Regions from separate parts of the Homo sapiens genome. Here regions 2, 3, 4 and 5 are each linked to region 1. Evidence: chromatin contacts called from ENCODE Hi-C or POLR2A ChIA-PET data. All regions are on one chromosome and are shown on one strand. Each heading gives the region's core, a stretch centred on a gene start or an enhancer-like site at or near the end of the contact. The rest is flanking DNA. Distances are from core to core; before and after follow the strand shown. Region 1 holds the start of DCAF15 (DDB1 and CUL4 associated factor 15). Region 2 holds the start of YJU2B (YJU2 splicing factor homolog B). Region 3 holds the start of MRI1 (methylthioribose-1-phosphate isomerase 1). Region 4 holds the start of ZSWIM4 (zinc finger SWIM-type containing 4). Region 5 holds the start of SAMD1 (sterile alpha motif domain containing 1).

Region 1 (2,596 bases), core at 59-2,558:
GACCCAACGCCCCCTTCCCAATTAACTACCGCCTTCCAACGGAATCCAAGGGAATCCCTCATCCCCAAAACTTCACCGCGGAAGGATCTGCGGGGACTGACAGGCAGAAGCCAGGCACAGGGATATCCGAACAGCCTCAGTCTTGCTACCCAACTCTGCCTTCAAGACATTCCAATCTGATGGGAAGAGTCCTGTCTGGGAAGCTCCCTGTCTGATGGGAGACAGCCCTGTCCACATGGAGGTCTCAGTCTGACGGAGGAAACAGCCTGGCCAGCCAGGCCCAGGCCGACAGGGGAGACACAGTCCCTGCCCAAGGAGCTTCCAAGCTAAGGGCGGAACCACAGCCAAGCCCAGGGAGCTCCCAGGCTAAGGGCGGAGACTGTCCCAGCCCAGGGAGCTCCCAGTCAAAAGGGGGAGACACAGCACTGCCCTTACAAAGCTACCAGCCTCACGGAGAAGGCGCAGTCCCTGTCCACAGAGACACAGCCTTGCCCCAGTTACTGCCCACCTGCAAGAGATCCACATTTCTGCCCTCCAGAGCTCCCAAACTGATGGGGGAGAGAGACATCATCCCCCAGCTCTGGGAGTTTCCAGTCTGATGGAGGAGACAGAGCCTGCTTCGGTAACTCTCACTCTGCGGGGGAAGACTCAGCCCTATCCAGGGAGCTCCCACACTTTCAATGGGGAGGCCCACCCAGGTACTGGAACTCCCAGCTCATGTGTGGTCGGGGCTTGGGCAGGGAGAGGAACATCAGGCGGAGGAAGCCCAAAGCCAGCGGCAGGGGCTCTGCAAAGGGGGCGGGAAGGTTCCATTATGGAGCAACCATGGGAGCAGAGCTTTGAAAAGCCTGGATCGCCCCCTTCCTCCTGATTCTCCCTGCGGCCTCTGGGGTCGCCTCCCTCCGAGCCCCCTCCCTGGGGCCCCGCCCCCAACCCCCTCCATCCCAGCCCCTTTGCCGGTCACCCGACACAACCACCTGCATCCAGGCCCCCAACTGAGCCCCCTCCATCCAAGCCATCTCCCCCGGGCCCCGCCCAGGCCCTGCATCCGAGCCCCCTCCCCTGGGGCCCCGCCCCCAACCCCTCACCCCGCGAACGCCCTCCTCCCTCCGCCTCCCTCGTCCCTACTCCCCACCCTCCGGCGCGCTCCCCACTCCGGCTCCAGGCCTCACCTTGACCCGCTCCAGCTGCTTGAGGACGTGCTCCCGCCGCCGCCCTGCTGCCCGCTTCCCTCCGGCTCCCCCGGGGCCGCCGCCGCCGCTCCCAGCCCCGCTGTTCCGCTCCGATTTCGAGCTGGGCGCCATTTTCACCCCCTCCCTCCACTTCCGGAGCAACCGGCCCCTTCGCCCCACCCCTGCCGCCTCCTCATTGGTCCTTTTTCGGGACAGCGGCCCGCCGGTTGGGCGAAAGCCCGCACTCGCGCTATGCCTGTCCATCAAAGCCATCTCGACTCTTGATTGGTAGCGACAGTAACAGCCCCCGCGGCCCGTTGCCGTATTCCCGCCCCGCCTTAAGGACGTACCACTCGGAGGTCCCGTTTGTTCGCCCTGCCCAGATAACTTTGATCTGATAGGTGAATATCTCTGTCTGTCTCAACGGCGTCACGCCCCCTGTGGCTGGCGGGTTTCCATGGAGACCACAGGCGGTCCAGGCCCTTGGGCGGGGCGACGGGAGCCTGTGGTCCACCAAGGCTCGAGAATCCTCAGCCCCGGGCTGCCCGCGCCCGGTCCAGGTGGGCAAAGGCCTGACGAGCATACTTGGGCGGCAGAGCCAGGCCGAGGAAAGAGATTTACAAAAAAGGAAAAAACGATGGGATTCGATGAAAGCTTGTTTCCGATGGGCGGGTTGGTGGGATGATGGTGGTGATAATGATAGCATCAATCATGGATCGCTCCACATGTGACAGACACGGTTCTGAGCTTAAACAGTTCGATGTGGCAGGGCCCTGTTGTGCCAATTATGCAGATCATAGCAATAAAAATAATTGTTGAAGGTCCGCTCCGTGCATCATATTCGTATACATTACCTCATTTATTTTATTTTTTTAGACAGAGTCTCACTTTGTCACCCAGGCTGGAGTGCAGTGGCGTGATCACGGTTCACTGCAGCCTCGACCCCGGGCTCAGATGATCCTCTCACCTCAGCCTCTCATGTAGCTAGGACTACAGGCGTGCGCCACCACGCCTGCCTAATTTTTTGTATTTTTAGTAGAGACGAGGTTTCACTATGTTGGCCAGGCTGGTTGCGAACTCCTGACCTCAGGTGATCCGCCCGCCTAGGCCTCCCAAAGTGCTGGAATTACGGGCATAAGCCACCGCGCCCGGCCTAATTTTTTGTATTTTTTGTAGGGACGGAGTTTCACCAAGTTGTCCAGGCTGGTCTCCAACACCTGGGCTCAAGTGATCCTCCCACCTCTGCTTCCCAAAGTGTTGGGAGGACAGGTGTGAGCCCCCACCCCTGGCCAGCCCATTTAATCCTCTGAACAATCTAGAAGATAGTTTTTTTTTATTGTCTTCATTAAAAAAATTTTTTTTGTAGAGATGGGGTCTCACTATGTTGCCCAGGCTGCTCGAAAACTCCTGACCTCAAGGGATCA
Region 2 (2,596 bases), core at 70-2,569, 200 kb after region 1:
TGGCCAACATGGTGAAACCCTGTCTCTACTAAAAATACAAAAATTGGCCAGGCCTGGTGGCGTACGCCTGTAATCCCAGCTACTGGAGAGGCTGAGGCAGGAGAATCGCTTGAATCTGGGAGGCGGAGGTTGCAGTGAACCGAGATCACGCCACTGCACTCCATCCAAGGTGACAAGAGTGAGATTCTGTCTCCAACAAAAAGAAAGAAAGAAGCTGATGGAAGAGCTTCTGATGGAGTGGGAGTGGTGTAGTGAGGTGGTGAGGCAGTGGTGCAAAGTCCCGGATATAAACTGTTCTACCCTCACCTTAGTCTTGTATCCTCCAACTATAAAGTGTGTCCTTTAGATTGGATTATTCCAAGGTCCCTTCCAACCTAAAAATACTTTTGCCAACAAAATAGCTAAGTGCCCCTTGAGGCGTTAGGGGACACGGCTCCCTGGGCTTGAATCCCAGCTCCACTCCTCATCAGCTGGGTGACCTTGGTCAGTGACTGCGCTTCCCTGGGCTTGTATTTCGTCACCGGTAAAGGGCGAATGACGACGACAAGACTGACTTTCTGGGGATGCTGTGAATCAACTAACCCACGGGAAGAGCCTGCAAAGAGCAAATACTCCGTTTACAGGAGCTCGAGGGTGTGTGTGTGTCTTAAGATGGTTTTGTTACCCCAGTAAATGGCAGACGGGGCTATCGGGTGGGCGTGTAGATATCTCCGGTCCTTGGTGCAAAAGTAATTACCGACCCTGTTTGTCCTGGGCTTACGGCTTGGGCTCGGAGCTCCACCCTGCTGCTTCCTATCTGCTTGACTTGGGGCAAATTGTTTTCTCTCTCTAAGCCTCATTTTCCTTATGTGTAAAAATGGCTGGTTAAGGCATTCAGGGCAGCGCCTGACGCCGAGTTAAACGTTTGGCAGTTTAGTCATTTCTGCTGCTCACGGTTTTACAAGAATCATTTTTATAAAATCTGGTGAGATAGGGACTTATTGGTCCCATTTTCCCGATGCAAAAACCCAGGACCCTTCAGGCATAATATGGATCCGGGCTAGGATGGGACCGGGTCCCGGGCACTTGGGTCAGAGGTCTCAGCTGGGGCCTCAGGGACTTTGGTCCTGGCTGGGACCTGGGCCGGCTCCGGGCATCTAAATCGGGTCCTCAGCTCCGCGTCCCCCGACGCGGAAGGGCGCGCCGGGCAGCTCCGAGGCCAGGGTGAGGCGGCTGCCGGACCCCCGGCCCTCCCCGCTCCTCCGCCCGCCGGCACTTACCTGCCCTCCTCCCGACGTCACGCCCTGACCGTGCCCGGAAGTGCGCGCTGAGAGCGCGGTGAACCTGGGCGCCCTCTCCGCGCCCCCAGGACGCCGGCGTGAGGCGGGGCGAGGCAGCAGCTCCACGCTGATTGGCTGAAGGACGATACGCCAAGCGTTCTGCGACGCCGGAGTGGGCCAATCCAGGAATGCCCCGCCCAACCGCGCTTACGCCAAGAGGCTCCATCCTCTGTCCAGCCCACTACGTGAGGCCCAATCCGAGGCCCGCCTCCTGGCACCGCCCTCCCAGGCGTGCTGTCCTGCGCGCTGCAGCCGGTCAGCGAGGGTGTGGTGGCGGGCCCCTGTAGTCCCAGCTACTTGGGAGGCTGAGGCAAAAGAATTGCTTGAACCCGGGAGGCAGAGGTTGCAAAGAGCCGAGATCGCGCCACTGCACTCCAGCCTGGGCAACAACAGCAAGACTCCGTCTCAAGAAAAATTATTTGCACAGGCAAGGTCTTACTATGTTGCCCCGGCTAGTCTCGAACTCCAGGGCCCAAGCAATCCTCCTGCCTCCCAAAGTGCTGGGATTACAGGCGTGAACCACTGCTCTGTTTTTGCATTTTTAAATAGTTAGGTGGGGGAAAAACTATTTTACGACTTATGAAAATAAAACATTCAAATTTCAGCGTACGTAAATAAAATTTCATTGGAACACAGGGATATGCGCTTTTGTCTGCTGATTGCTTCAAAATAAGGGCACTTGGGGGAACAGCAAATGCAGGGAAGGAGAGGTTTTCTCTGAATTTCTCTTATCTGCCTAAAGACAGAAAGAGGAATGCTTTCCTACGATCTTATTAACTAGGGAAGAGTGAAACCATTCCCAATCATGTATCCTTCTGAGGGCTGCTCTGAGACAACTTTTATTACCTGCAAGACTTTTTTATTTGCTTAACAAGACAGACTTTCTCCATCATACAATTTCTCCCCTTACCCTCCCATAACTTGTGTTACCACCATCCTCCCAGAAGCCCCAAACCCCTATTCTTTTCTTTGATACTTTTTTTTTTTTGAGAGGGAGTCTTGCTCTGTGGTCCAGGCTGGAGTTCAATGGCGTGATCTCAGCTCACTGCGCTCTCCACCTCCCAGGTTCAAGTGATTCTCTTGCCTCAGCCTCCCGAGTAGCTGGGATTACAGGCACCTTCCACCACGCCCGGCTATTTTTTGTATTTTTAGTAGAGATGGGGTTTCACCATGTTGGCCAGACTGGTCTGGAAGTCCCAACCTCAGGTGATCTGCCTGCCTTGGCCTTCCAAAGTGCCTGGATTACAGGCATGAGCCACTGGGCCCAGCCTCTCTGA
Region 3 (2,596 bases), core at 41-2,540, 190 kb after region 1:
CCACCGAAGTGTCACTCCGTTCATTCATGCAAAGACATGTTTACCAAGCAGTTCCGGTATGACCCAGCAGTAAACAAGACAAAAATCTCTGCTCCTGTGGAGTTGACACTGGGGTGAGTGAGCCAGCTGATGAAGAGATAATAAAATGAAGGAAAAGCCGGCAGAATCAGGCAACAGAGAGCAGCGGGTGAGCTGGATCATATAGAATGGTGGAGGAGGGCGCTATGGATACCTGGCCCGCACCAATGGCACGTGCAAAGGCTGTAAGGCAGGCTCGAGCTTGGTGGGGTAAAGTGACATTGCAGGGAGGGCTGGAGCAGAAAGGAAGTGGGGGGAAAAAGATGGCAGGAAGGGGACCAGGACAGGAAAAAAAGTTCCTCAAAAGCAGAAACCAAGAGAACACGGAGATACTAAAAAGGGCCTCCAAGGGCGGATAAGGGGCTGCGTGTATTCAGGGGAGGCACGATTAAGGAGTTAGGTTTCAGGGCCAGGCTGCCCAGGCTAGACTCTGGGCCCCATCTGTGGGGCCCTGGACAAGGGACTTAAGGTCGCCGTGCCTCAGTCTCCCCATCTGTGGGGCCCTGGACAAGGGACTTAAGGTCGCCGTGCCTCAGTTTCCCCATCTGTATAGTGGGTCACTGTACTTAAAAAGAGTCAATATAATTCCTGCTCAGCGCCGTGCCTGGTACCAGATCCCCGTACCTCTCCCGGACCGCCTCTTCCGTAGCGCCCTCCCGTTCGGCCTCCCGGGCTGCAACATCAGCCAGGTCGCGGGCGGCGCGGGCCATGTTGACAGCGGTGGGCCGGGCGGTGACGAGGAAGCTCAGCTTGTCGCGCACGAAGGCCACGAGCGCGGCGAGTCCCGGTCCCCCGGCGCCCGCCTGCAGCTCCACGGCGAGGCTGAGACAGCCCACCAGGGCTATGGCCGGGGCGCCCCGCACCTGCGGGGCAGGGATTTGGGCGTCGGAAGCTGCAGGCGCGGGCGCACTCCCACCTCCAACCCGGCCGCCCCGCCGCCCCGCCGCCCCGCCGCCCCGCCGCCCCGCCGCCCCGCCGCCCCGCCGCCCCGCCGCCCCGCCGCCCCGCTGCACCTTCATGGCGCGGATGGCCTCCCAGGCCTGGTGCACCGAGCCCACCGCCTCGTAGCGGCTCTGCTTGGGCAGCAGCAGCTGGTCTAGGATCTGCAGGGAGCCCCGCGAGTAGCGGATCGCCTCCAGGGTCATGGTGCAGCAGCCAAGCCCAGCGCAACTCAGAGGGAGCTAGGGGTCCGCGCGCACTTGGGAGCGGGGCGGGGCCGTGGGCGGAGCCTCCCCCGGAAAAAGAGACACGCACATGCGCATCCAACCCGATTCCACGGGTTCCCAGGAGGCGGATTCCACGGGTTCCCAGGAGGCGGATTCCACGGGTTCCCAGGAGGCGGATTCCACGGGTTCCCAGGAGGCGGATTCCACGGGTTCCCAGGAGGCGGATTCCACGGGTTCCCAGGACGCGGATTCCACGGGTTCCCAGGACGCGGATTCCACGTGGCCGAACCCACTCCACGACTCCTGCCAAGCCCGAACGGAGTGAGCCGCCTCCTCGGAACCACAAAAGTGGCAGCATTTATGGGACGCCTAGTGGATACCAGGCCCCGTGTTTAACAACCTGCTGTCTAGAGTTAGGGATGTATCCCCAGTGGCAAGGTAACATCAAGTGTTCAAACCAAAGAATTTGTTAAATGATCTTCCAAGGTTGAGGGGGAGGTAGTGGGGGGTCGTGTGCCCCTTGATGGATGCAAGGCTGTTTCTGGGCCATTTTCTGCTCGGTTTCATTCAAAAGTAACATGCAGGACAGGCGCTGTGGCTCACGCCTGGAATCCCAGCATTTTGGGAGGCCGAGTCGGGCAGATCACTTGAGGTCAGGAGTTCGAGACCAGCCTGGCCAACATGGTGAAACCCAGTCTCTACTAAAAATACAAAAAATTAGCTGGGCGTGGTGGCGCACACCCGTAGTCCCAGCTGCTCGGGAGGCTGAGGCAGAAGAATCACTTGAACCCAGGAGGCAGAGGTTGCAGTGAGCCGAGATCGCGCCACTGCACTCCAGCCTGGGTGACAGAGCAAGACTCGGTCTCAAAAACAAAACAAAAAAACCCCAAAAGTAACATGCACGGGGGGCTTTTCCATGGGCCACCCCTGGGCTGGGTATAATAAAAAGCTCACACCTGTGTGCTCCAGCCCCTGCTGCATCTGGCACACATCCTGGGTACCCCGTGTGCCTTGTCCCTGGCCTTGTGTGTGTGGTTCCTGGCCCCCTTTTCACCCTTCACACTTGGCCCATGCCTCCTCCTCCAGGAAGTCTGTCCTGATTCCTGGCCAACCGGGACCACCACCTTGAGACTCTTGTTACTCTGGAAGGGGACCATGTCTGTGGTCACAGCTATGACCCTATACCAGCATTTGCTGATGAGAGGCCTACCAAGCTTGGTCAAGGTGGGGGGGTGGGGGGGCAGCCCCAGGGTCCATCTAACAACCCAAGACAGGGAAGAAGAGACAGGTCTTTAATGTACGGAGTCTCACAAGGCACAAACACCCTCACCAGGACCAAATAAATAACTCCA
Region 4 (2,596 bases), core at 1-2,500, 160 kb after region 1:
ACAGAAGAGAGCTTCTAGGTGCACCTGTCCAGGGACCACCACCCAGGCTCCGCCCCTGCTGTTTTCCTATGGGAAGAGATAGGATAGGTCAGGGGGATGAGGTGGGGAGGAGGAGGGACCCTGGCATTTCAGTAATCCCTGCGGCAAGCCAGGAGAAGACGGGCAGCCCCGAAAGAGGAATCTGGAGGAGTAGAGAGGGGTCCCCAAGGAACAGGTGGAATCTGGAGGCTCGAGGGCAGGAATGAATGGGGAAAAAAGGGGTGTCTTGAGCTGGAATCTGGAGAGATGGGGGAGTTATTTACTTGGGGTGTACGGTAGGGATCTGGAGAGCAGGAATGGGGTAGTGTGAGTCTCTAGAGGCTACGATGGAGGGAGACAGGGTGTCCCCAAGCGGGGGGCCGAAGAGAGGATTGAAGACTGAATGGGGTGCCCTGATTGGCGAATAAAGATGCGGTAGGAAAAGAGGGGTACCGTTGGGGGATAAGGTGGGAAAAGAGGGGTACCGTTGGGGGATAAGGTGGGAAAAGAGGGGTACCGTTGGGGGATAAGGCGGGAAAAGAGGGGTGCCCAGGGTTGTAGGCGGGCCATGGGGGCCAGATCTCAGAGATCTGGGGTTGGTAGGAGAAGAAGGAAGTGTCCTGATTTGGGATCTGGGGCGCTGAGGGGCAGAGATGGCAGAGAAGGGATGGGGGTGGGTTACTGGGTTTGAAGGACAGAAACAGGAGGATGAGGGGGTGTTTCCAGGCAGGGTTAAGGGTCCTGGGGGTGGAATCTCAGGGGGTGTCTCTGATTGGGTTAGCTCTGGAGTCTGGGGATTGTGGGGGAGGAGAAGACAGGTGGGGAAGGTGCTGGGGGTGCGTCCCTGCCCCCGCCCCCTTCCCCCGCGGTCACCTGCTCGAAGGCCCAGCTCTCGGCTACCCGCTTGGCGCTGAGGTCCAGCAGCGCCTCGGGCCGGCCCCGGCCACGCGCGGCCCCGGCCCCGGCATCGCGCTCCTCGGGTCCCGCGGGGCAGCCCCGGCTCCGCTTGGCCGCGGGGGGTTCCATCCGGCCCGGCCGGGGCCAGGGCCGGGGCGGGGCCTCTTTGGGGGGCTCGGTCCGATGCCCGCTCCGCTTCGCCGGCTCCCGCGCCCCCTGCCCTCCTTCCCGTCCGTCCTCTGCGCTCGGCCGCCCCGGGACCCCTACCGCACCCACCCCCGACCCGCGCCGGGCCGGCAGGGTGATGCGGCCCCTTTAAGACTCTTCACAACAATGAAGCTGCTTCAGCCGCCGCTTTAGCTCCGCCGTCGTCCCGCCCCCACCGCCTGTCCCTATTGGCCCCCCCTCGGCCTCCTCGGCCCTCCCCCGCCATTGGCTGCGCCGCCAGACCCGTGTCCAAGCCTCGCTGCTCACTCGATGACTGCGATGCCAGTCTTTTCTTGTTTACCCAACCAGAGCGCACAGCGAGGGGCGCTGTCAATCACGGGGCGCCAGAGGCCAATCAGAGTGGGAGGACCCCCGCGGCCCAGGCCTTATGCGGAGTTTCGGGGCGGGCCCGGGGTTCATTCACAACATTCCTCCCCCGCCTCTCTTGGGCTGGACTGCGCGCCCCAGGCTTCTGGGGCTGCGCCCACACACGGCTTTGTTTACTGAGGGTCGCTTCCGGGCGCCGCGAGGGGACAATCAACATAGCCCGGCCGGTGAGCGAGACAGAGCAGCGGGATCCCTTGGCAGTGGCTCAGCCCCTCGTCCCTCCCAGCTGTGCGACCCGAGAAACTCACTCAACCTCTCTGGGCACCGGGTCAAGTTTTGGTTCTTGTGGGGGCGGAGGGGTCGCAGGCTCACTGAGGGAGCTCATGCGGGCCGCGGACCCCCTCTCCAGAAACAAAGCTCGGTTAGGGGGTTCATAGGTCATCCCTTGAGCCTCAAAACTAGTATAGTACCCCGCCCCTCCTTTCCATGCCCTAGATACTATCTTGGGTCATATGAAATTGCTAATTTTTTTTTACCATTTTTGGCCTGTTAAAATGGCAATTCCATGAGGTTCACCCTAACACTTAATCAAACCCCAGCACCTCTGAGCATTTTTTCTGACTCAGCTTGTGTAGGCCACCGTCTCTGGCCTGGAAGCTGGCCATGGCTTCCATCACCCGTTCCCGTCCCGGCTCCTTGCCAATGTCCTCAGAGGACCCTGCATTTTTCCTTCCTCATACTTCTCACCATTACCATTTATTTATCTGTTTCGGCGGTTTTTTTTTTTTTTTTTTTTTTTTTTTTTACGGAGTTTCACTCTTGTCGTCCAGGCTGGGGTGCAGTGGTGCGATCTCGGCTCACTGCAACCTGCGCCTCCCGGGGTCAAGTGATTCTCCTGCCTCAGCCTCCCGAATAGCTGAAATTATAGGCGCCCACCACCACGCCCGGCTAATTTTTGTATTTTTGGTAGAGACGGAGTTTTGCCATGTTGGCCAGGCTGGTCTTGAACTCCTGACCTCAAGTGATCCACCTTTGGTAGTTGCTTAATTTCAATCTCTCCCTCTCCACTGTGAGCCTCAGGAGGCAGGAGTTTGTCCCATCTGTGCTTTACTGTACCGGCAGCACCTGGAAGGTAGGCGCTTAACCT
Region 5 (2,596 bases), core at 41-2,540, 140 kb before region 1:
GGGCTGCCTGTTTTACTCACCCACCAGCTTCCGCCTCCCCCATCCTGGGCGCCCCTCCTCCAGCTTAGCTGTCAGCTGTCCATCACCTCTCCCCCACTTTCTCATTTGTGCTTTTTTCTCTCGTAATAGAAAAGTGGGGAGCCGCTGGGGAGCCACCCCATTCATCCCCGTATTTCCCCCTCTCATAACTTCTCCCCATCCCAGGAGGAGTTCTCAGGCCTGGGGTGGGGCCCCGGGTGGGTGCGGGGGCGATTCAACCTGTGTGCTGCGAAGGACGAGACTTCCTCTTGAACAGTGTGCTGTTGTAAACATATTTGAAAACTATTACCAATAAAGTTTTGTTTAAAAAAAAAGTGTCGCTGGTGTTCTCGACTTCGATCACCCACCCACACACCCCCAGGGGGTTGGAAAGGGAATTTCGGACCCCAGCGTGCAGGCCGATCAGGTCCTGGCTTGAAGTCCTTGTAACCAGGGTTTAGCTGAAATTCCGGCACTCCTTCGGCCCCGCAGGAGAAACGAGCGTCAAACTGCCCTTTGACCCCAGATTCGGGGTCCCCAAATCTGCGGCGCGCCCCCTCGGCGTCCAGCCCGGGACCGAGAGGGCGCTCTAGGGAGGCGCTGGGGCTGGCGCGCCAGGAGGCCGAGCGGCGGCGGGGGCGGCCCTGGCAGGGGGAGTAGAAGGGGGAGAGGGTGCGCGCCCCCCTTCCCGCATCCTCAGCGCCGGGCCAGGCGCGCCTGAGGGACGCGGGGGCGGCGGCAGCAGGAGGGTCCCCGCAGCACCCTGCGAGCGCGGCAGCCCCGGCCCGCGGGCGGCGAGTTCCCGGTAAGTGCGGTCCCGAGAGCGGAGCGCGCTGGAGAGGCGTGGAGAGGGGGGCTGGGCGCCGGGGACGTCTGGGTCCCGCGCCCAATGGCTGGAGGGCGGCCGAGCGCCGCCCGCCCGCCCTGCCCGCCCCCTCTCCACTCCCCCCGGCACTCCCCTCCCCCTCCCCCGCCCGCCGCTTTCCCCCGCCCCCGCCCCGGGCCAACTCCGCGGCGCCTCCTTAAAAAGCGCGCGGGAGTTGTAAGGGGGGGCCGGAGCGAGCCGGAGTGAGCGAGAGCGCAGGGTAAAGGGGGCGGGCGGGGGGCCCGGGCTCCACCTTAAAAGCGGGCGCGTGGGGGTGGGAGGGAGGAAGGCGGGCGGCGGGGAGGAGGGAGGGAGGGAAGGAAGGGGGGCCGGAGTGTCCCGGGCGCAGGGCGCGCGTGCGGCGGCGGCGGCGGCGGGGAGGGGCCGGCCGCGCCGCGCTCCCCTCCTCCCCCTCGCATCCCCGGCCCCGCGCGCGCCCAGCAGAAGCGGGTCTGTGTGTGCGTGCGTGCGAGTGAGTGAGTGTGTGCATATTTTTTTCTCTCTTTTCTTTCTCTCTCACTGTTTTTTCCTCTCTCTCTCTCTCCCTCTCTCTCTCTTTTTTTTTTTTTTTTTTTTGCAAAGAAACAGCAGCGCCGCCGCCGCTCCGCCGAGGCGCTGCGCCCCCCGGGGGGGGAGGCGGAGGAGGCGGGCAGCGGCGGAGGGAGGGGAGCCGGGGAGGGGGGCGCCGCGCTGGGAGGGAGGCAGCGCGCACGGTGCAGCCGGGCCGGGCGGGAGGCATGGCGGGGCCCCCGGCCCTACCCCCGCCGGAGACGGCGGCGGCCGCCACCACGGCGGCCGCCGCCTCGTCGTCCGCCGCTTCCCCGCACTACCAAGAGTGGATCCTGGACACCATCGACTCGCTGCGCTCGCGCAAGGCGCGGCCGGACCTGGAGCGCATCTGCCGGATGGTGCGGCGGCGGCACGGCCCGGAGCCGGAGCGCACGCGCGCCGAGCTCGAGAAACTGATCCAGCAGCGCGCCGTGCTCCGGGTCAGCTACAAGGGGAGCATCTCGTACCGCAACGCGGCGCGCGTCCAGCCGCCCCGGCGCGGAGCCACCCCGCCGGCCCCGCCGGCGCCGCCACAGCAGCAGCAGCCGCCGCCGCCGCAGCCACAGCCGCCGCCGGAGGGGGGCGCGGTGCGGGCCGGCGGCGCGGCGCGGCCCGTGAGCCTGCGGGAAGTCGTGCGCTACCTCGGGGGCAGCGGCGGCGCCGGCGGTCGCCTAACCCGCGGCCGCGTGCAGGGGCTGCTGGAGGAGGAGGCGGCGGCTCGAGGCCGTCTGGAGCGCACCCGTCTCGGAGCGCTTGCGCTGCCCCGCGGGGACAGGCCCGGACGGGCGCCGCCGGCCGCCAGCGCCCGCCCGTCTCGCAGCAAGGTGAGCGCGCCGGGGAGCGGGGGCGCCGCGCGGTGGGCAGGTGCGGGCGAAGTTGGTGGCGGGGGCGCGAGTCCCGGGAGGAACTGGGTGGCGGGTGGCTGGGGCTTTGCGCGCGTTTCCTGCGGGCTCGGTGCGTGGTGACCTTGGCAAGTGATTGAATCTCCCGGAGCCTCAGTTTCCTCCGCTGTAAACGCGGTTTAATAACAGTAGCGACCCCTTGGGGTTGTTGAGCGAGTTTAGTAAGATTTGGTTGTCGAGGGCTTTAGTTAACACAGAGCCTGGCACGGAGTGAATGCGTAAAAGTTAGTCCGTATTGTTCTTAAAGGTGGAATCGGTTCCT

What was found. Hi-C counts contacts between places; a loop is a spot of excess contacts on that map. ChIA-PET counts read pairs that join two places held with the same protein, here RNA polymerase II (POLR2A). Pooled maps may share reads with other maps.
Region 2: a loop to region 1 is called in a pooled map, with 21 times the contacts of the local background. The contact joins the promoter of YJU2B here to the promoter of DCAF15 in region 1. A Hi-C loop is called at or near these places in 3 of 37 single-sample maps with no recorded cell type and 12 of 50 pooled maps. POLR2A ChIA-PET finds 5 or more read pairs at or near these places in 1 of 52 experiments (IMR-90).
Region 3: a loop to region 1 is called in a pooled map, with 4 times the contacts of the local background. The contact joins the promoter of MRI1 here to the promoter of DCAF15 in region 1. A Hi-C loop is called at or near these places in 2 of 37 single-sample maps with no recorded cell type and 8 of 50 pooled maps. POLR2A ChIA-PET finds 5 or more read pairs at or near these places in 1 of 52 experiments (IMR-90).
Region 4: a map of sigmoid colon shows a loop between it and region 1 (3-fold over the local background). The contact joins the promoter of ZSWIM4 here to the promoter of DCAF15 in region 1. A Hi-C loop is called at or near these places in 1 of 168 maps with a recorded cell type or tissue (sigmoid colon), 1 of 37 single-sample maps with no recorded cell type and 12 of 50 pooled maps. POLR2A ChIA-PET finds 5 or more read pairs at or near these places in 4 of 52 experiments (H1, PC-9, T-cell and 1 more).
Region 5: a loop to region 1 is called in a map of CD8-positive, alpha-beta T cell, with 17 times the contacts of the local background. The contact joins the promoter of SAMD1 here to the promoter of DCAF15 in region 1. A Hi-C loop is called at or near these places in 5 of 168 maps with a recorded cell type or tissue (CD4-positive, alpha-beta T cell, CD4-positive, alpha-beta memory T cell, CD8-positive, alpha-beta T cell and 1 more), 5 of 37 single-sample maps with no recorded cell type and 15 of 50 pooled maps. POLR2A ChIA-PET finds 5 or more read pairs at or near these places in 7 of 52 experiments (CD4-positive, alpha-beta memory T cell, CD8-positive, alpha-beta T cell, MCF 10A and 4 more).

The regions. Positions count from the first base shown.
Region 1 is chr19:13,951,221-13,953,816 of GRCh38, reverse strand. DCAF15 (DDB1 and CUL4 associated factor 15) reads right to left here and starts at 1,308. Exons shown (of 13, transcript NM_138353.4): 1 at 1,173-1,308. The coding sequence starts at 1,304. It also overlaps a transcript of PODNL1 not described here. RefSeq lists a silencer at 1,086-1,225 and an enhancer at 1,886-1,935.
Region 2 is chr19:13,746,618-13,749,213 of GRCh38, reverse strand. YJU2B (YJU2 splicing factor homolog B) reads right to left here and starts at 1,319. Exons shown (of 10, transcript NM_030818.4): 1 at 1,260-1,319. RefSeq lists a silencer at 1,029-1,338.
Region 3 is chr19:13,763,216-13,765,811 of GRCh38, reverse strand. MRI1 (methylthioribose-1-phosphate isomerase 1) reads right to left here and starts at 1,290. Exons shown (of 6, transcript NM_001031727.4): 1 at 1,092-1,290; 2 at 703-941. The coding sequence starts at 1,223. YJU2B (YJU2 splicing factor homolog B) reads right to left here. Exons shown (of 10, transcript NM_030818.4): 10 at 2,523-2,596. RefSeq lists enhancers at 1-93, 2,563-2,596 and a silencer at 871-920.
Region 4 is chr19:13,794,097-13,796,692 of GRCh38, reverse strand. ZSWIM4 (zinc finger SWIM-type containing 4) reads right to left here and starts at 1,250. Exons shown (of 14, transcript NM_001367834.3): 1 at 892-1,250. The coding sequence starts at 1,044. RefSeq lists an enhancer at 587-656 and silencers at 897-1,106, 1,127-1,616.
Region 5 is chr19:14,089,445-14,092,040 of GRCh38, reverse strand. SAMD1 (sterile alpha motif domain containing 1) reads left to right here and starts at 1,290. Exons shown (of 5, transcript NM_138352.3): 1 at 1,290-2,256. The coding sequence starts at 1,621. It overlaps PRKACA (protein kinase cAMP-activated catalytic subunit alpha), which reads left to right. Exons shown (of 10, transcript NM_002730.4): 10 at 1-353. RefSeq lists silencers at 555-884, 935-984, 1,125-1,344, 1,675-1,934, 2,235-2,284.